2 separate regions of the Homo sapiens genome follow, and region 1 is linked to region 2. A link is a loop called in an ENCODE intact Hi-C map of the cell type or tissue named here. Cell type or tissue: heart left ventricle. All regions are shown on one strand. Links, peaks and the distances in the headings refer to the core of each region. The heading gives the core; the rest is flanking DNA. Region 1 overlaps ANKRD55 (ankyrin repeat domain 55). Region 2 overlaps IL6ST (interleukin 6 cytokine family signal transducer).

Region 1 (11,018 bases), core at 1,097-9,096, 260 kb before region 2:
AAAAAAAAATGCATCAGTGATGAAGAAAAAACAGAGTTCAGAAAAGGAAGGCACCCCTGGGAGACCAGCTGACAGAATGCAGCCACTACAGGGTGTCAGGGATAACTCAAAGCTCAGGGACTGCAGGGCAATAGACTTGTTCAGTCTCTGACATTTGAGCCAGCCACCCAAATTACACTTGTTTTCTTAAACTATTTTCAGGAGACCAAGGCACTAGGGGCAGTTTTATAAGTGGGCACAGTAGAGGGCCACAAGGAGGGTGCCTTTTAAAAGATCCAAGGAAGACCCCCTTCTCCAAATCTCCCCCAGCCCAAGATTCACTGTTTGGTTCTCCACAGATGCTAGCTAGACATGCAGAATATCAATCATGAAAGGAAACTTAGAGATCAACCTTCTACTCAATACAGCTGTCTCCTCAAGAACACTGCCAAGATGGGTTTGGTCAGAACCTGCTTAAACACAGATAGTGATAAGGAGCGCACTAGCTTGTGAGGTAATTGCCTCTGTATCTGAACAGCTCTAGTCATTCAAAAGTCTTATTAATTCCAACTTCTACCCACCAGAACTAGTTCTTCCCTGTGGATTTACAGAAAACAAGTCTAGCCCAGGTGCAGTGGCTCACACCTATAATCCTAGCACTTTGGGAGGCTGAGGCAGGTGGATCACTTGAGGTCAAGAGTTCAAGACCAGCCTGACCAATATGGTGAAACCCCATCTCTACTAAAAATACAAAAATTAGCTGGGCATGGTGGCAGGCACCTGTAATCCCAACTACTCAGGAGGCTGAGGCAGGAGAATGGTTCGGACCCAGGAAGCGGAGCTTGCAGTGAGCCAAGATCATGCCAATGCACTCCATCCTGGGCAACAGAGTGAGACTCTGTCTCAAAAGAAAAAAAAAGAAAGAAAAGAAAACAAGTCTAAACTCTCTTCCAGCTTTTTCAAAATTGAAAACAGCTATCATGTTCAACTGAACATGAACATTCTGCTCTGCTCCAGACTAAACAAACCAATTCCTCATTTTCCAGAGTTGGCAGTTAAAATGGCAAATGCCTGACTCCAACACCTGCCATTCCTGGAAAGTGAGAGGTAGGTGGAGTCATGTATTTGATTCAGAAGAAAGTAAGGAAGATTGGAGGAAGGATGGTTTCATAACAACACTTAACTTACTTTTCAATTTCCAAAAGCCAGCAAGGCTAGCATAATCCTTCATAAAATTAAAGATTTCTACCTACCTGTATTAGTCCATTCTCATGCTGCTACAAAAAAACTACCCAAGACTGGGTAATTTATAAAGGAAAGAGGTTTAATTGACTCACAGGTCTGCAGTGTCGGGGAGGCCTCAGGAAACTTACAATCATGGCAGAAGAAGCAGCAAATGCATCCTTCTTCACATGGCAGCAGGAAGGAGAAGTGCCAAGCAAAGGGGGAAAATCCCCTTATAAAACCTTCCTTACACCTTATACAAAAATTAATTCAAGATGGATTAAAGAATTATATGTTAGACTTAAAACTATGAAAACCCTAGAAGAAAACCTAGGCGATACCATTCAGGACATAGGCATGGGCAAGGACTTCATGTCTAAAACACCAAAAGCTATGGCAACAAAAGCCAAAATTGACAAATGGGATCTAATTAAACTAAAGAACTTCTGCACAGCAAAAGAAACTACCATCAGAGTGAACAGGCAACCTACAAAATGGGAGAAAATTTTTGCAATCTACTCATCTGACAAAGGGCTAATATCCAGAATCTACAATGAACTCAAACAAATTTACAAGAAAAAAGCAACCCCACCAAAAAGTGGGCAAAAGATATGAACAGACACTTCTCAAAAGAAGACATTTATGCAGTCAAAAAACATGAAAAAATGCTCATCATCACTGGCCATCAGAGAAATGCAAATCAAAACCACAATGAGATACCATCTCACACCAGTTAGAACAGCAATCATTAAAAAAACACAACAGGTGCTGGAGAGGATGTGGAGAAATAGGAACACTTTTACACTGTTGGTGGGACTGTAAACTAGTTCAACCATTGTGGAAGTCAGTGTGGCGATTCCTCAGGGATCTAGAACTAGAAATACCATTTGACCCAGCCATCCCATTACTGGGTATATACCCAAAGGACTATAAATCATGCTGCTATAAAGACACATGCACACATATGTTCATTGTGACAGTATTCACAATAGCAAAGACTTGGAACCAACCCAAAGGTCCAACAATAATAGACTGGATTAAGAAAATGTGGCACATATACACCATGGAATACTATGCAGCCATAAAAAATGATGAGTTCATGTCCTTTGTAGGGACATGGATGAAGCTGGAAACCATCATTCTCAGCAAACTATCGAAAGGACAAAAAACCAAACACCGCATGTTCTCACTCATAGGTGGGAATTGAACAATGAGAACACATGGACACAGGGGAAGGGGAACATCACACACCGGGGACTGTTGTGGGGAGGGATAGCATTAGGAGATATACCTAATGCTAAATGACAAGTTAATGGGTGCAGCACAACAACATGGCACATGTATACATATGTAACTAACCTGCATGTTGTGCACATGTACCCTAAAACTTAAAGTATAATAATAATAAAATTAAATTAAATTTTAAAAAAACCATCAGATCTCATGAGAACTCACTATTATGAGAACAGCAGCATGGGGGAACCACCCCTATGATCTAATCACCTCCCACGAGGTCCCTCCGCCAACATGTAGGGATTACAATTCGGATTACAATTCAAGATGAGATTTGGGTGGGAACACAGAGCCAGACCATATCACTGCCTAATTACCAAAGTATTTCTTGACATAATATTTTAACATCAGAAAAGTTTCCACAAAACCCCAGTGGGTGAGAAAGCCCATCTGAGCAGAACATGTGTACTAAATTAATCAGTAAATGTGTATATTGCCTCCATCCTAAAGGCCCCATACATAAAGATTAAGATATTTTTAAGAATTAATATTATTAAAATAAAGATGCATTCTATTAAAGTGCATTCTAAGAGGCATCTTTACTGAATTTCAACACAGAAACACTCCTTAAAACAGAAAATTCCATTCCCCAGGTCCTCTTCATGCAGGAGAGATGCTCAACATGAAATGCCATTCACAGCTCAGAAAACCTACCCCCGCAAGAGCACAGAGATGCTAACATTCAAAGAAACACAACATGTGTTGCATCACAAATTTGGTTAGGAAGAAAGATCTGATTGCAGTCAGATATTTACTCTTGAGATAATATTGTTGCAAGACTTCCTCCCCACAGAATGAAATCTCTTCTTTTCCACTCCCACGGTATGAAGGTCACTTTGCATGTTTGTTCCCTCAACTGGTACATGTGGAAAGTTCGGAGCTATTTTTCCCTTTAAAATGTTAGAAAGAAACTCTCTTCTTCTCATATGACTGACACTTTCTAAAACACTCTTATCATCTCAGGAAATACACCCTGAGGGACTGGAGAAGACATGAGAAATGGTAAAAATGTTTCTGCTCACAAAATTACTACAGCCTGCTGCACAAGGCAAAGGGTCTCGTTTAAGAGCAAGGAGACACAAGTGCCTATCAATGTCAAAGTAGTAATTTGGATAATAATAACAACAGGCACACTTTGTTTTTTTTTTTCTTTAACTTTCATTTTAAGTTCAAGGGTACATGTGTAGGATGTGCAGGTTTGTTACATAGGTAAATGTGTGCCATGGTTGTTTGCTGCACAGATAATCCCATCACCTAAATATTAAGCTCGGCATCTATTAGCTCTTCTTCCTGATGCTCCCCCTCTCCCCACACCACCCCCTCTGACAGGCTCCAGTGTGTGTTGTTCCTCTCCATGTGTCCATGTGTTCTCATCATTCAGTTCCCACTTATCAGTGAGAACACGTGGTGTTTGGTTTTCTGTTCCTGCATTAGTTTGCTGAGGATAATGGCTTCCAACTCCATCCATGTCCCTGCAAAGGACATGACCTCGTTCTTTTTTATTGCTGCATAGTATTCCATGGTGCATATGTATCACATTTTCTCTATCCAGTTTATCACTGATGGGCATTTAGGTTGATTCCATGTTTTTGCTAACAGTGAATAGTGCTGCTATTGTGATATGCATGCAAGTATCTTTATAATAGAATGATTTATATTCCTTGGGGTATATACCTAGTAATGGGATTGCTGGGTCAAATGGTATTTCTGCCTCTTGGTCTTTGAGGAATCACCCCACTAATTAACACACTTTGAATATTTACTCTGGGCCAGGCACTGCTTTAAGCACTTCATATGAATTAATTCATTTAGCTCTCAGAACAGCCCTAAGGGGGAGGCACTATTCTTATCCATTTGGCAAGTGAAGAACGGACATAGAGATGTTAAGCAACTTGCCTAAGGTCACATAGCTAGCAGGTAAGTGGCAGTGCCAGAATCAGACTCTAGAGGTGAGGCCCCAGAGCTTGTGCTCTTACCATTTTTCTATATGTATGCTTTGTGTCACCTGATATATTTGAAAAAAGTCACATGAGACTAATTTTGTTTCAATGCCAGCCAGCTGTATCAATGACCTTTAACTTGTTCTTGCATGGCCAAAGAGTTCCAGATTGACTCAGGGCCCAGGTGAAGGTCCACAGAGACTCTTTATTACCAGTGGGTGGCAATGTTGTCCCATGAAGCCATCGTGGTGCAGTGTAAGGCCTGGCATGCTCCTTAAAGGTGGAAAGACGCCACTTTGTGGATAGGTCATTCTGGGTACCCCTAAGAATGCAGTTTCTTCAAAGCATTCAGGATAATCCCGCAGGGGGAGAGAGGGAATTAGAGGAATGCCCAGGAAACTGTTCATTGAAGTGATTCTTCCCGTCCTGCCATAATATCTCCAGTATGTCTCAATCATAAATAAGACATTTGTCTTCCCACTAGGGCATGTCTTTCTTAGGGACAGAAACTCTGTAGCCTTTGTAACTACAATTTTACTAGCATATGGTAGATGAGTAAATGGATGAATGAGTTCTTCAGAGGCAATCAATTCTATTTCAAGGAACAATCTAAGAAAGAGCTTCAGAGTCCTCTGTGGTTGTCCAAAATGAATCCAGACATCATTGGTGACCCTAGGATGTGTTTAGTCACCCAAGAATCCTCAGAATAGAATAAACCAAAGAAAGCCTCCCCAAATTACCCTGGTCTGAGCTCTTGAAATTGCAATACCCAATGTGCCCTTCCACTGACCTGGCCCTTTTGCAAAAGGGTCACAGCTTAGGCAGAACAAATGTCAAGCTAACTTCTGGGTAATTTCAACAAAATGGGCCCAGTAACCGATGCAGTCAAGGGCTTTCCCAAAGAGCTCCATAATAACCCAAGGACAGAGCCACCATATGAAGCTCTAAAAAAGGAACTTTTTGTAAAACTTGAGATACTCTAAGGAAGGTCCTCTAATCTAAAACATTTTTAATAGCCTATTACGTGTCTGACATACCAGTATTAATGCTAAGCCCTTGACATTGGATAATTTATGATACATCCAGAAATCAGTTAGGTTTTTTGACCATGAAAAATGAAGGAAAGAAATGATCTTAAGGCTGTCTATTCTTCCAATTTTTAGGTAAAAATTAATAAAAATTAAAATACATACCTATGTCTTTTTTAAAAAAAAACCTACTAGAGTATTTATAAAGGTCAGAATTAGCAAAATACATACTTTTTTCTTTTTTAGGATGTTATCAAACAGCAAGGACTTGCTTTCTTAGTTATAGATATGCTAGGCTCTGTGTACCCCCTTAGTATTAGTTTATTAAAGCTAGTAAGCCTGAATTTGGTTTATTCTGACAGGTATAAAAGAACATAAATTCATTATAGAGAATTTGAAAAATATAGAAAGTTCTGAAGAATATCCAAGAGATTATCTCTATAGACTTTTTGATGCACGTTCTTCCAGGCTTTTACGGACTTTTACACATTTCATATATATACATATTACAATTAAAACACAATTGTAGAGATGCTGTGTTGCTCAGGCTGGTCTCCAACTACTGGTCTCAAGTGATCCTCTCACCTCGGCCTCTTTTTTTTTTTTTTGAGACAGAGTCTCACTCTGTCACCCAGGCTGGAGTGTAGTGGTGCGATCTCGGCTCACTGCAAGCTCCACCACCCGGGTTCATGCCATTCTCCTGCCTCAGCCTCCCAAGTAGCTGGGACTACAGGCGCCCGCCACCACGCCCAGCTAATTTTTTTGTACTTTTAGTAGAGACAGGGTTTCACCGTGTTAGCCAGGATGGTCTCGATCTCCTGACCTTGTGATCCGCCCACCTCGGCCTCCCAAAGTGCTGGGATTACAGGCGTGAGCCACCAAACCAAGCCACACCCAAGTTTTTTTTTTTTTTTAACTTTGAACATGGTAATTTATCTTATGCATTATTTAAATCAACTGTTTAAAAATGTTCAAAAGCCACTTTAAGAAACATTTAAAAATACATTTTTCTGACTTAATGGTGATCACTTAAAATAAGCAAGTCACCAGACATTTTTAAACCATTCATAACACCATTACCTTAAATAATTGTTAGATTCCAAAACACAAACATTCACTATGTAGTACAACACACTGCTCAGCAGTAAGATTAGTTTCCCTCTGATAAAATACTTCATGTAGGTTATTAATTTGCCGGGCCCTGCAAAGTTATTAAAATTTAACTAATATAAACTGAAAACTAGAGAGGTAAGGGAATTGAAATAGAGCACAATTCAACCCTAAAACTTTAGAGCTGGTTTCTCTAAAGAGAATTTGTAAAATTCCTTATTCCACCCTTTGTTAAAGTTTTTATTTCAACTCTTAGATATAAACACGTGTTTGGGTTTTTTTGGGTTTGTTTGTTTGTTTGTTTGTTTTGAGACAGAGTCTCACTCTGTCGTCCAGGCTGGAGTGCAGTGGCGCGATCTCGGCTCACTGCAAGCTCTGCCACCCGGCTTCACACCATTCTCCTGCCTCAGCCTCCTGAGTAGCTGGGACTACAGGCGCCCGCCACCACGCCCGGCTAAATTTTTTGTATTTTTAGTAGAGACGGGGTTTCACCATGTTAGCCAGGTTGGTCTTGATCTCCTGACCTCGTGATCCGCCTGCCTCGGCCTCCCAAAGTGCTGGGATTACAGGTGTGAGCCACCGCTGCCCAGCCCCTAAACACGTGTTTTTAAATCAACAGAGGTAACATTAACATTTAGCATAGGATCTATCACAGGTTGTCTCCCAGATTGCTTCAGTATGTTTCTGTCAGGCCTACTATAAAGAAGAAAAACAAAGCAAATGGGTTTTGGTTTTTTTTGTTTTTGAGAAAAGGGTGAGTGGAAGAATCCAAATAACTTTACTTCCTTTAATAATTGTAGATGTGGCTAGGCGCGGTGGCTCACGCCTATAATCCCAGCACTTTGGGAGGCTGAGGCAGGCGGATCACCTGAGGTTGGGAGTTCAAGACCAGCCTGACCAACATGGTGAAACCCCGTCTCTACTAAAACTACAAAATGAGCTGGGCGTGGTGGTGCATGCCTGTAACCCCAGCTACTCGGGAGGCTGAGGAAGGAGAATTGCTTGAACCCAGGAGGCAGAGGTTGCGGTGAGCCAAGATCACGCCTGGGTAACAAGAGCGAAACTCCGTCTCAAAAAAAGAAAAAAAAACAGTAATAATAATAATTGTAGATGCAGAATTAATTTAAAATTCTAGATTTTTAAGTAGGGCAACTATCTTGAGAGCCAGCAGGCATTATTCTTAGACTTTTACTTTCAATCTCATAGGGAAACCCAGTTCGTAGGTTTAAAATTTTCAATTAAGTAATAAAAATTTTAGTCACTATTAACAGCCAAATTAACCCTTTGAAGGCAGCATTTAAGAGTAACTAGAAAATGGGAATTAGTAATAAAACAAATAAAGAAGGGCAATAAATACAAAGCAGAAACTGTCAAAGAATAATAGTCTAATGAACTGAAAACAAATGGAGAATAAAATGCTAGATATAATTTAATCAATCAAGGGATTCTTTCAAGTACAAAAGTGCATCAGCCTGCTAATAACTATGGTTTGACAGTCTCAAAGAAGTGAAAAATTAATACTCAAGAAAACAATTGTGAAAATAACCAGTTAGCAAATTTAATGCTCAAATCCAATTCCATATTCAAATAATATTAAAAGCCGATCAGTGGTTTATTTTCGTATCTCATTACAGTAAGAAAAACTCCTCTGAAATTTATGATATTTGAAAACAAACTGCGACAAAAATTGGCTTTATCTATGAACTTTCCACTAGAAAATATAAGCATACCATCATTAGAGAACATAAGACATCAAAAGCCTTATGTTTTAAAACCATACTAAAATAATTTATCTAAATAACGAAGATCTTAATCTAAAAGATAGTGAATACATCATCATCATGAAATCTGGTTTTATGTGCTCTATGAAATACTTGGAGAATTGTTTTTGTTTTTGCTTTATTAGGTCACACAAAACAGAATGAATTGGCAGAAAAGTGCTCTGTATGTTATAAAATAGCATTTACTACTTCAATTTAAATTGTTTTTACTAACAATTGTAGACCTTTTTGATGACACTGATTTTATGTATGCTTTTAATAAATTTTGTACTTATTAGTACTTAATGAACCCTTCCTGCCTCAATATAAAATTACTAAACTTGGAGAATTACAGATTTTATCGTGGACCCTGATATTAGTCACTTTGGAGAAGCTACAAATTTGGCCAAAATGAAGGATCCAATGACCCTTTAAATTATCTTTATTTTATATTTAATATTATGTGATCCTGGACTACACTGATTTAAAACATGCTTTTTGAAAAATGTCTTAATAATGGGGCAGTAATCTTCAGTGTGCTTCAAACACTATTTGCACCAAAATCATGTAGGTATTGGCAGTGGTTCTCAAACTAGGATAACAAAGACACCTGCAGAGTTTGCTTAAACACAACTGCTGGCCCCTGCCCCTGCTCCTAGAGTATCTGATTTAGTAGATCTGAGATGGGGCCCTGAGAGAGGTTGCATTTCCAACAGGTTCCCAGGTGATGTTGATGCTGTTTGTTGGGACCACACTTTTGACAATCACTGTCCTAGGGTATTTGGTAAGAATGCATATACTCTTGGGCCCCATGCTTAAGTTAGAATTTCTGAGACTGGGGTCTGCAGATCAGCATTTTAACAACATCCTAGGCAAGTATGCTAACCACAGTTTAAGAATCACTATGATAACTTGGCTGGGTTAATTTGGGTATTACTGGCCAATGTATCAGATGTCATATATCATATAAATAAAAATGGAAATAATGCTAAATGACTAACTCCAAGCCTGATACAGTTCAAATGAACACACACGGTTTGAATATAAATCCTGCCTCTGTTACTTACTAGCCTTGTGAAAGTGGCAAAGTTACTTTAATTCTCCAGGCCTCAGTTTCCTTATCTATAACATGGGAATAACACCCAAATTTTGAGCATTAACACTATTATACACAGATTATCTAAGCACAATAGTTAGCACACAGTAGGCACTCGATAAATACTAGCTATTACTTATTAAGAAATGTATGAAATATTTCCTTCAGTATCTGGTCAAAGCAAATTTTTTATTCACTTAAATGCAATAGCTACACTCCAAGGTAATAGAATAATAATACAATCTTCTATTTATTGCTCCCTTATTCTGGGACAGACAGTGTTCTAAGAACCTTACATTTATTTAATCCTCACAAAAATCCTGTGAGGTAGGTAGTATTATCATCCCTAATTTACAGATGAGAAAATTGAGACACGGAAATATTAAATAAAATTGCTCAAGGTTACAAAAACAGTAAGTGTTGGAGCAAGAATTTAAACCCAAGCAAGTCTGACTCTAGAGCCCAGGATTCATGACAACATTCATTTCCTATGAGCAAATCTTAAGGTTTTTGGATATTTATAGTAAACCATTTATACTTCTAGTCAAGTAACACATATGAAAATTCATGTCCACACTATGGTAAAGAGTTGTTCAAAGAATAAAATGAATGCCTTGAAATTTTGGCAGATGATACTACCATGATAATAGGTAAAAATTGGTGCATGTTTTCACTATGTGGGCAGAGTAATCCATGGTTAGCCAATGAAATGAACATCCTCTCAAATAAACCATTCAAAGAGTCATGATTTTGACATGTTTTGGCACAATAAATAGAAATTATTTAGCTAGCCAGGCGCTGTGGCTCATACCTGTAATCCCAGCACTTTGGGAGGCGGAGATGGGTAGATCACCTGAGGTCAGGAGTTCAAGACCAGCCTGGCCAACATGGCAAAACCCCATCTCTACTAAAAATACAAAAATTGGCTGGGCATGGTGGCACACGCCTGTAATCCCAGCTACTCGGGAGGCTGAGGCAGGAGAATCGCTTGAACCTGGGAGGCAGAAGTTGCAGTGAGCCGAGATCGCGACACTGCACTCCAGCCTGGGGGACAGAGTGAGACTCTGTCTCCAAAAAAAGAAATTGTTTAGCTAAACAGCAGAGTAAGTGGCATGACAGCCATGTAAAATTGGCATAATGATAAACATAAGGGAAATGTAAATCTTTTGTGCCACTAAAGATAATCTCATAGAAAGTCTGTAAAATATTCTGTTATGACACACTCAGTATTGCTAAAGATAATAAAAATAAAAATGTTCTTTCCTTTCAGAAAGTCTTTAAACAGAGTCACTAAAAATAGAATGAAACATTTGTGAATGTTTTTGATGACAGCCTTGAATAGGTATTCTGCGTTGTTAGAATTATCCATTGGCAAGACAATTATCCCAAAATAGTAAGTCAGCATCAACCTTCAGATTGCTATTTATAAGTTAAGTATCTACTCTTTCAATATATCACATTTAAGCACTCTGCATTTTCTATTGTTTTTAATTAATTCTTGTCAAAATCTTGCATTCAAAATAATCTTGCCAGTGTAACTAATAGCCACCTTAGATCCTAAAAATGAATTCTAAAACTCTGCTTTAAA
Region 2 (11,009 bases), core at 14-8,013:
CTATTTCCATTCCAGAATATCTGGGATTCTACTTTAAGCACTACATAAACTGACTTTATCCTCAGACTAGCTGAATGATTTTGTGCTGTTTCAGGATGTTTGCACTGAAGAAAAACAGAAAGCTTATCTGAAATTTATAAAACTTTTTGTTTTGCTACATAGAAAACAGAAGGTATTTGAATAATAAGCAGTGATATGCTTAGTGAGCACAGCTATACTGATTTTGATTAGAATAGTCATCAGAGTGGCTTAGGGACAGTTAATATAAAAGAGGAGCAAGGTGTAGACCATCATCTACTTCTGCTAAAATAACTTAAAAAGAGGTCCATAGGCCATAACTACATGAGCCCAGCTTTTGTAATCTGACAAAAAAATGAGGAGCAGCTTCGTGTATATCAGTGTACACGGTATTCCTTAGGTCCCTTCCATTGGTAGTGATGCTGCGAGTTATTACTGGAGAAAAGGAATTCTAGAGCTTTAACTTGGCAGATTAAAAGTACTCATTTTTTATTCATCAATAATTAGTAATCTCACTAGTTTTCAAAAATTTGCATATTATTGACAACCTCTTTGAAGATGCATTTCACAAACTCAACAGAGTGCCATGATAAGAGCTAGGGATCCCCCAAACTATCTCAAGCATCTAAAAAATTGCCATTTTTAAAGGCTTAAATTGTAGTAGTAAAGGGGAAAACAGGAAGTAGTAGTAAAGGGGAAAAAAAACCAATAAAGCATCTAAAAAATTGGCATGTTAAAAGGCTTAAATTGCTAATGTGTGTATATATATATATATATATACACACACATATCATTGACTTTTCTTAAGACTTCAGAGTACTGGGTAGATGAACACTTTATACAGTATATATCTTCAGCTTAAATTTGTTTTGAGTATTTTTTTTATTTTTAAATAAGTAGGCAAAGATTTAAATTTTTTTATTTTTAGTAAATGTTTGAGGCACACTAAGACAACTTGGGCAATATTTGCCAAAACAAAACAGAACCCCAAAAAATGTACATCTTGTTCTTAGCAAATATCATTATTGTAGAGACACTTAATAAAGAGATGGTATTTTAATGTCTGCAGTTCTGAGGTAGGGTGGAACTTAGTTCTACATTGTGATTTAGGAATTTTTAAAACCTTTTTTCTTCAAGGGAGAAGTGACCCAGGCCTCGAGTTTAGTGCTAAAGCCGCTAGTGTACTTATGCTGTCCCCTAACCACCACGTGCGATATGGAAGCAGATGCTAAATATAGGGGTTTTCTTAGAAAGTAAGAGGAAATTAGCAAGCGTTATTAGTGATTGACTACTGCTATCAAGTGAATTCAAAGGAAACAGGTTTTTATGCCATATTTAAGTTACAGAAACCAGGCATGCTTAGAATAGTTTCTAGAGGTTATTGGAGAATAGAAAGCTAAGAAAACTTGGTATACATTTACAATGGAAATATAATTACACTTTTTACTCTCAGAATATTGTTCACATTAGACTTCCTGTTTATCTTTTATATTCTTGCATTTATATAATGCCTCATCCTTTCAAAGTTCTTTCACATATTATATGATCTTCTTTATGAAAAAAATAGATGTTTCATTCTGATATATTCAGTTTCCCACTTTAGGCAAAAGTAGATTAATAGAATGACGAATTCAAAGTAGATGAGGAAAATCAGGCACAGAGAAGTAAAGGTAGGGATAGACCCAAATTTACACAACAAGATAATGACATCTCCAGCTTTTAAGTTGATCATCAAAGGCTGGGCTGGATTTGTCTTGCTGTATGTGTCAGGAAATTTATACCTATTACATTTTCCATTTTCTCAAAATTTAAGTCACATGACTAATATTTAGCTGCAACTTTCCTCATAACAAATAGTGTCATGAAGAATGTTGTAGTGTGAAGTTTGTACATTTCAGGGTCAGATATACAATATGAACTCTTAATCTACAGGAATGAGAATGGAGGATCATTGAAGGCCATGATATAAACAAATTTGCATGTTGAAGCCTGTATAAAACATGGTACAGTGAGTGAATATACCCCCATCCCCAAGAACACTTTATACATATTAAATGGATATATGATTACTGTGCAAAAATTCATTCTGGAAATGAACATATATTTGAGCACTAATATGTAATGTACACCTGCCCTAAGGAGAAAATAAATTATAAAACTTTTTACATTCAAAATTACTTTCCCAAGCATGTCTTAGAATAATCTATGTGTTGATGCATGTAAATTGTACTTTAGGTAGGCAAAGAAATCTGGTTATTTATGTAAAAACTAGTCTAATAAAGTTAGTTAGTGGCTTTATCACTTTAAATCTTTAGTGTCCAAAAGTGGTGTTTAAAGTAATAGCACATCAGAAAACCTTGTCTGGACAAAACTAGTTCACTCACTGCTTCTGCACCTGCAGTTGCTCCCTTTAGGGTTATAAAATAATGACCCAAATGTTACATGTGTTGATATTATAACTTGTCAGTTACTGATGTCTGTGGTATCCTACCCTCATCTCTGAAAGGGATAATACTGAATAATTATTAGAAAACTATAAAACTTCACACTTTGTACCATTAAAACCTAAAATTTTAATCTTGTCCTTTTTTACTATGGATCAGTCGGCACTCGGGAACAGCAGCAAGGAAAAAAAGCAAATTTCATTCACATGTTCTGTGTTCATACCTCTTCTCTACCTAATTGTTCATTTAAATTTCAGCCTTATTCCTTGATAAGGGATTTTACCACATGAAGTCATCCAGTGACCCTAGCTCTTATTGTGAAGTTAGTGGAGTATACTTAGAAATGTTACAACTTTAAAATGTTACAAAACATTCATTAAAGCTCATATTTAAAGTAGAGCATCTAGTTTGAGAAATAGAAATCAATTATTAAAGATGTCTTTTTTCTACCCATTTAACTAGTTAAAACCATGACATGTAAATGTAGAAGTAGAATAATCATAGAATTCCCTAAAATATTTCTGTTTACTAACATATATTGACCAAGTACATCAAGCAGGAGAGATCTTCCTTCATTCTGTTATAGTCCACATCATTCTAATTTTGCTCAGTTGTTATTAAGAGCATATTCCTAAACCATACACTTTTGTTTCAATAAAGTTTTATTTTGTTGAGATGAATAAAATAACAAAGTTATAAGCTGCATAAGACAAAAGTTCAATTGTTCAAAAAAAATTTACTGGGATAGCTTTCTATTACAGGTATTGTTAGATTATATTGTGCTGATAAGATTACTTTCTAAAAAATTTGTACTTTTCTGTAAATTAAAAGAATATGGAGTCATAAAATGGCAAGTGTTTTAGGATTAGCCTAAAATTGGACATTGTCATTGATTTCAAAGAAGGTATGAACTAGCAGTCTTACAGCCTAATTCTTCTTTGGACTGGTCCTTGGCAGCAGTTCCTTTTCAGACTCGATAAACAGAATTCAGATGATGTAAGTCAAAACAAAACTTTACAAAGCCAAGCGTATTATCTTTTGCATTAACCTATTTTTTTCCATCATACATGCTACTAGTATGTGCATTAGCATGATATTCTCATATACATTGCATTAAAAATTAAAAGGTGGCAGCTCAGGGTGAGCTCTTCTGTTGCTCATTTGTTCCTAAATTTTTAAGGGCTTTTTCTCAGTCAATAGTTTGTACAAACTGGTTAGTTTAACTTCATTACCCATTTCATTAAAGTTGATGGGTCGTGTGATGAGATGCATTTAAGGCCGATAGTGATAGATGTTTTTTTTATTTCTTGAACACAGGCTTTGTCTGAATGATGTTCTTTTATCTCTTGAACACAAGCTTTGAATGATAACTACAGGTTTTAAGTGCTGTTACATTAATACCATAATGTGATGTGTTAGAAACAAAGGGATATTTCAAAGGTAGATATTTGAAAATTCTCTAGTCTCAATATGTATGTGTATTGAATATACTCTAAAAATAAATGTGCAATTTGCTAGTAGGACAATGCAGTGACTGACTAGCATTAGGTATGTTTCTTTTATATCCTAGCTATGTCCCACTTTCTTCTAAGTGCAATCCTTTCATGTTCACTTGCTGTTTTACCCCATCTACTCTAACTTCATTTGGAAGGCTTGTCTAGAGTATAGCATGTATTTTTACCTTTGCAGTGAATTGCATGTGCTAATTGTAACCACAGCTATTTTTATGTTGACATAACTCCAAATGTTATATTAAATGTTCTATTATATATTAGCTCTAATCCCTTAAGTAAATTTTAAGAAATAAATACTTGTTCAAATTTTTTTTCTGTATGTGGTTACTATCATCTGACTATGCATATTTGTAACAGCATTTATCATTAGTGGTGTTAGCTAAATAAGCATCTTAGTGTAAATGAGATGCTTCGTGTGGGTTTTGTGACATTTTAAATGACATAATGGAATGTGATTTAAAAGAAAACCAGTACACTATCTTGGTCTTAATAACATAGAATGGAGATGGCAAATTTATCCACTAGTTTTCCAGATTTACTATTTAATAGCTGAGGTCTGAAATCGTAGCATCCTCCCTCCTAGTGGACATTAAAAAAAAAAAAAAAAAAAAAAACCTACTTGGTTGTCAAGAGCCCAAGTATGGAGGTGCTGCGCCATCTTGTGGCCTGTCTGTGCCCACCCTGCACTCTGCTGGAGTCTCCATCCTTGTTGCAGTGAGACTTGAAGTTCAAGATTGATACATGGCATCCTCCTGCTACTTCTTGAGGTTACTAAGTAGTATATGAAACTAATCAGTCAGCAAGTCCACCTGGAAGGAAAAGAAAATCTCAACTATTAATGTGCCTTCACATTGTGATTTTGTCTAAAAAAATGTAGTGAGTCAAAAAACCCACAAGCCAGCCAACAGTAACTCCTTCACATATATACCAGAGTTTATAGAAATAACATGTCAGCTTTGGGCTATGTGCTCCTTTGTTTAAAATCTTCTATTTGGTTATGGCTTGTATAGGCTCAAGCCTGATTTCTTTAAGGTGTGGTGGCTCATCTTATCCTAATGTGTATGATAGATACAGTCCATCCTGCTTTGGAAAAGATTATGTAACTCCTTGAGAGCATACTCTTTCTCTAGCCCAAAGGCAGTGAGAGAGTTTTCTTGTTCAGGATTGCTTAACTTTCCATTTAAGCTTTTTCTTTTTAAATTAATACAAACTTCTACACTTTCAAAATACGAAATATATTACAACTGCGTATAGGCTCTTCCATACTTAAGTCCAGTGCTTGGGCAAGTTAATGGAGTGAAAGACTACAAGCAAAGAGGAACTGAGGTAGAAAAAGAAGAATGTGTGAAAGCAGCAGGAAGCTCAGCCAACTCGAAAGCAGGGTGAACAGCTTGAGTCCTGTTGCTGCTGATCGGGGTTGGCTCTTGGACAACTTAGTAAGATCATGGAAAGGCTGCTTGGGTTCTCCATAGAAAAGTTCTGTCTCCATCAAGGGAGGAAAATGTACCTTTCAACTCAAAATTCAATATTTGTTTTTAAATATAGCTATTTTCCCCAACCGCTAAAGATTTTCAACAGATACGAAGCCAGAGCTTAGTTTTAGAAACCTGTGGACATTCAAACCTGATTCTTTATTCCCTGTGACTATGGTTATGTCATTTTACATGTCAAAAAAGTGTATCTAGAATTGTCATTTCTTATTTTTGAGCTTTTTTTAGTGAGAATTATCCCCTCACTTAAATGGCTTTTTATTTAAACATCTGTGCATTCTGTATGAAATTGTAGTCTTTCTGGGATAACATGGTGAGCTATATGGTGGTAATCCACACACACAAAAATAAAAGCCAAAAAAAAACCAAAACCCTCAGGTAAAGTATTTCTCTTTCTTCAACTGTCTCATTAGCCCTGGCTGTGGATGGTCTTTCTGAGACAGGCTAGCCAGAGTAATTCAACGGCCACAAGTGGTTTCTCCCCCAGAGTGCTGGTTCAAACTCTGAATGAGACCAGCCTGTTGATTAGAAATCTAATACCTCAGTCCAGGCCTACTTTCCTAGAACAATCTTCACTTAGTAACAGGTCCAAGACACAACTATTAAGTATACATCTGGGTCCCTTCCCCGTAGGAAAAGGTTTTCCCTGCAGTCTTGCCTGTAGTCAGAAGCAGCCTGTTGACTAATGATAGCTTTTAAATGAATTTATAGAAAATTCTTGGAAATAGGCTCTATAAGCTTTATGAGAGGGATAATGCTTTTAAAGGAATGGCATGAAGGGGAATATTTAAATAAAAAGGCACTGAGATTCTGACAATAGAAACCATAATTCTGCATAAGCGTTCTGAGAATGAAAAGTCAGCCACTCTTCAGGTCAAAGTCAGTGTGGATTTTGCCAGTTGTTCAATCTAGACATACGAACACCAGGGCTACCCAGCCAGCATCAGTGCCTAGGAAAGGACCTCCAAGAAACTTTTAACTGCCACGGTCAGAATCGAGACTAGACATTGCTGCTGGGGGTGAGGGGCCGCTCCTCTTCAAATGAACCGGCAGACCTTTCTGATCACCTGCTGGGGGCCACATGCCGGAGCAGGGTGTCCAAAGGTGAGCAAATATATGCCATCTATGAAGTGTTTACTGTGGGTTATGAAATCCTAGAAACTTATGAGGTAAATACCAGCACCATTTACAAATGCAGCCTCCAAGAGGTTGAATAACTTGCCCGGGGTCATGTGGTTGACAAACAGTGGAGTTCCAACTCCAACCTGATCCAAAGTCCGCATTCTTTGATGTGTACACCAATTGTACCCAACCACTTAAGCAAAATTCTTGATGACGTCATGCCCAGGCTAGCTTAAGGAGAATGCACACCTGCTTCCCAGGCCCTTCAAACTCTTCTGAGTTTCTCTTCCCCTCATCTCCCTCCCCACCACCCTTATTTGTGAATATGGGGCACCTTGTGCCCTCAAGCAGCCCCCTGCAATTGCCTACCTTGAAGTGTCCTAACTGAGCCTCGAGCCCAGAGCAGTACTTCTCCTTATGCCCTCAAGGTTTACTCCGAGGCTGGCTCCCCACCCCTACTAGCACATACATTTGCTCTGACCCTATAGAGCAACCCCTGCAAAAGAGGTCAATGTGTCCCACTTTCCTGAGAATGCACCCTCACACGACCCCTGGAGTCTCATTCTTTTGGCCAAAGAAAGACTCCTCTAATGGTGGAATCTAGCCCATGGCAACTAGTGACAGGAGGATCTCCGGCAGGGGCTTTTCCTGGGTGCTCAGACCACGGTCCTACCCCAGGTGGTTCTGTCCACAGACTTCCCCGGGCCCGCTGCCTAGCGCGAGCACCCGTTCCAGCCTGCCTCACCTTCACGGTGCCGCCAGCCACTCCTCTCCATCTCCTGCCACTCCCAGAGGGGCTGCCTGCTGCTGCCCCGCTGTGCTGACCTCATTCCCCACATTTGCTTTCTGTCCTTTTGGGGCCTCGCTGGACCTTTCCAACCCCCCAGCTGCACACTTTATAGTTTCCAGAACATACTGAGTTTCTTCTAACCTAGCCCATGCACATGATTTCCTCCCCTAGAATGTTCTCCAGTCCCCAGTCCCTGTTAAGCTGGGAAATTCTTACTGGTTCACCAAAAATCAACTCAAATAGATACCCTCTTGAGGGAAATCTTCCATTCTTCTCTCTCCTTCCCCCTGAGTTAAGGGCCTTCTATATCCTGGCACCTACTGCTGGGCCTCTGGAGAGAGGGCCCCAGCTCAGTCCTCTCCTGGCCCAGCATAGTGCTCGGTGTTTGGCAGAGCTTGCTTATATGAACAGGTAAGTGGGTGAATAAACAAGTTATTTTTAATTTTAAAAAATGTTTAAAATGTGTCTCAGGTTTCTTCTAATCCAGAGTTGCACAGTGCCATAGGCAGTCAGGAATCTGCCTCCTTCGCATCTCAAACCTGGGATCATTTCCTGATTCCCATCCCACCCTGGCTACAGGCAAGAGCTTCCCCCAACCAAGAGAGAGAGAGTCTTGCTCTGTTGCCCAGGCTCAAGCAATCCTCCCACCTCAGCCTCTCAAGTAGCTCAGACTACAGGCAGCACTGCCATGCCCGGCTAATTTTTCTTTTTTCTTTTTTGTAGACACGGGCTCACTTTGTTGGCCAGGCTGGTCTCAAATGCCTGGCTTCAAGCTATCTTCCATCCTTGGCCTTCCAAAGTGCTGTGATTACATCTCTGAACCACCGTGCCTTGGCAAGAGCTTTCATTTGAAGCAAAATATATACTCAATCCAAAAGCAAAAATTTAGAGAAAATTAAAGTCAGATGGATCCTTATTAAATCATTTTATCCAAACTCCTCATCCTGGACGAGGAAAATGAGGTCCAGAGAAGAGGGGCCAGCAAACTTTCCAACAGCACAGGAGAAAACGCTGGGTTTGTGGGTTATAAAAGGACGGCCCTGCCCTTTGGGAAGTTACTGTCTAGTGAGGAAGACGGAGTGAACCAGGATCAGGCTCCGCCTTAAGAACACATCAGAAAGTGCAAGTAGGCTCAGGCCCTACAAACCAGGCTACGACCAACCCCTGGCCAAACACCAGGCAGCTCCCAGTATAAAACAATCCCCCAATTCCTCAACGAGAAGATCCCAAGAAAAGTTTTTGGACAGCTTAACTGTGTGAGCTTTACAGATGTTGATTAAATAGTCAGATGTCTGCCTATGATCCATATTTTAAATAAGATGATGTGGAACAATGCAGAAATATAGAATTGATTTTGTTCACTCGTACTTTATGAAGATAGTTCCATGCAACTCTTCACTTGCAATTGGACACTGAGGTCCTTCCTCGTCATTACCAGATCCCCTTTGTGAATCATAGGCACAGGTTTTGGGAGCTCGTTCCTAACATTTCCATCTAGTTGTGTGAGAGACAGCAGACAATGCTGTCGTGGAAAACAGTATTCAAGCCTTAAGTATCCACTTTTATCTTAAGAGACTTTCCCCCCATCCCAGTAATGTAACCTGTTACCATTTTGCTTTTTAAAATGGTCTTTAAAAAACTTTACACTGAAATCTAACCTAGTTAATATTGAGATCATATCCCAGGAATAATGACTAAATCCCTTGTCTCCTTTTATGCCAGTTCCTTCTGGTGATCTCCGTGTGATTCTCAAAATTAAAAATTAACATTGGATGAGGTCATTTTAGTGAATGGGTCTTTCGCAAACAGAACTTTTGTGTTTAAATAACGAAGAGAGGCCAAGCACAGAGGCTCACGCCTGTAATCCCAGCACTTTCGGAGGCCAAAGTGGGCAGATCACTTGAGGTCAGGAATTTGAGACCAGCCTGGCCAACATGGTGAAACCCCGTCTCTACTAAAAATACAAGAATTAGCCTGGCGTGGTGGTGCGGCACCTGTAATCCCAGCTACTTGGGTGCCTGAGGCAGGAGAATCACTTGAACCCGGGAGGCGGAGGCTGCAGTGAGCCAAGGTCATGCCACTGCACTCCAGCCTGGGTGACAGGGCGAGAATCTGTCTCAGAAAAATAATAAATAAATAAATAAGAAGAGAGAAACTGTGATATGAGAAACTTTGTAAGTACTTTACTAAAGCACTCCCTCTTTTTTGGGGAAAGATTTTTCAGAAAACATTTTATGTTCGGGCAAAAAGCTGTGCTCATCGGGATGCCTTCCTGGAGGAAAAGCATCTTCTGTAGAATTTTGTCGTGCAGGCATGAGCTGGTGACCAGGAGAGCCAGCAGTGTGCACAAACTGTTTTCAAATCAATGTTGCCTCAGTTCTCTGGGTCAGACTAAACTATAATTCTTATTGTTACAATGAGACTTGTATTTCAGGACTGGCCGGAAGAATTTTTGTTGACCCCTCTGAGCAACATCTAGATATTCCCTGCCCTCTTTCCAGCCCTTTGCCAAAGATGTGACTTCAAGCAAGGAGGACCCCTCAGTCCTCATATCTCCATCAGCCCCAGCAGGGACACAGATGGATTTATCTACAACCCATGCTCAAGTGCTCGTGGGGAGGTAATCTTACACTTTTTCTACTCCCAGGACAGAAAGGAATGCCCAAGGTGGCACCTAATCATACACCTCTGACCTTGAGGCAGGTTCAAAAGAGACGTCTAATCACCACCGTGTTTTTGAAACACAATCTCATGCTGTGGCCCAGGCTGGAGTGCAGTTATGCGCTCTTAGGTAACTGCAACCTCGAATTCATGGGCTGGAGCAATCCTCCTGCCTCAGCCCCCAAAGCAACTGGGATGACAGACGTGTGCCACCAGACCTGGCTAATTTTTTAAAAAAAGTTTTGTAGGGATGGAGTGTCACTATGTTGCCCAGGCTAGCCTCAACATCCTGGCCTCAAGTGATGCTCCTGCCTTGGCCTCCCAAAGTGCTGAGATTACAGTTGTGAGCCACTGTGCCAGTCCAACCACAACATTTTTACTACATTTAAGGCAACATCAAACAGGTTTCTGTCTTCTCCAATAGAGTCATGTGTGAATGTAAGCCAGCCCCATTTCCAAACAAGGAGGCTTTCTTCGTGCAGATAATTCTGCAGGTGTCAGATTTTCTACTGATTCCATGCTAAATGAAAGGTCACAATCTGGTGATGTCAAAGGGCCTCCCGTAGCAGAGAGAAGAGTAAGAAACACAGTGGGTGAGATAAGAGAGGTACCCAGGGCACACAGTCATGGGAGGTACTTGGTGCCCTTGCGTGACCCCGAAAGTGAGCACCTCCTTCTGTTGGGAGCCCTAGACTTGCCCCAGTCCAGGCCCTGCTTGGTGATGATGTCACCAGCTGGGGAGCTGGGCTTTCCGTCATTCATCCCATGAGATGGGGACTATTCTAGTTCTTTCTTGTCTTTGAGATTATTGTAACACCTACTTGAGGAATGGACAAGAGAGGGTAAGCCTGAGACAGGACACTACTCAGGAGCACTTTTCTCATCAGGGTGAAGTCTGAAGGGGGCTGAGGCCAGGAGAAAAATAGGAAAGCAAAGCCAGCTCAGGAGCAGCGCGGCCAGACGTGGCGAC

The links. A loop is a pair of places that touch in the nucleus more often than their neighbours do. Peaks named below come from ENCODE experiments on the same cell type or tissue, not always from the same donor. Only the 100,000 strongest peaks of a DNase experiment are listed, where the experiment ranks them.
Region 1: a loop joins it to region 2, with 11 times the contacts of the local background. A loop is called at or near these places in 90 of 110 quality-filtered maps.

The regions. Positions count from the first base shown.
Region 1 is chr5:56,194,945-56,205,962 of GRCh38, reverse strand. All of the region lies in intron 2 of ANKRD55 (ankyrin repeat domain 55), which reads left to right. Among named protein-coding and RNA genes, the nearest start is that of ANKRD55, 33 kb to the left of the region's middle. In heart left ventricle, for the core only: CTCF peaks have their summits at 4,441 and 4,652 (motif pointing right); a DNase peak (open chromatin) is centred at 4,691.
Region 2 is chr5:55,929,923-55,940,931 of GRCh38, reverse strand. It overlaps IL6ST (interleukin 6 cytokine family signal transducer), which reads left to right. Exons shown (of 17, transcript NM_002184.4): 17 at 1-5,837. Among named protein-coding and RNA genes, the nearest start is that of IL6ST, 60 kb to the left of the region's middle. In heart left ventricle, for the core only: CTCF peaks have their summits at 4,446 and 4,647 (motif pointing left); a DNase peak (open chromatin) is centred at 4,641.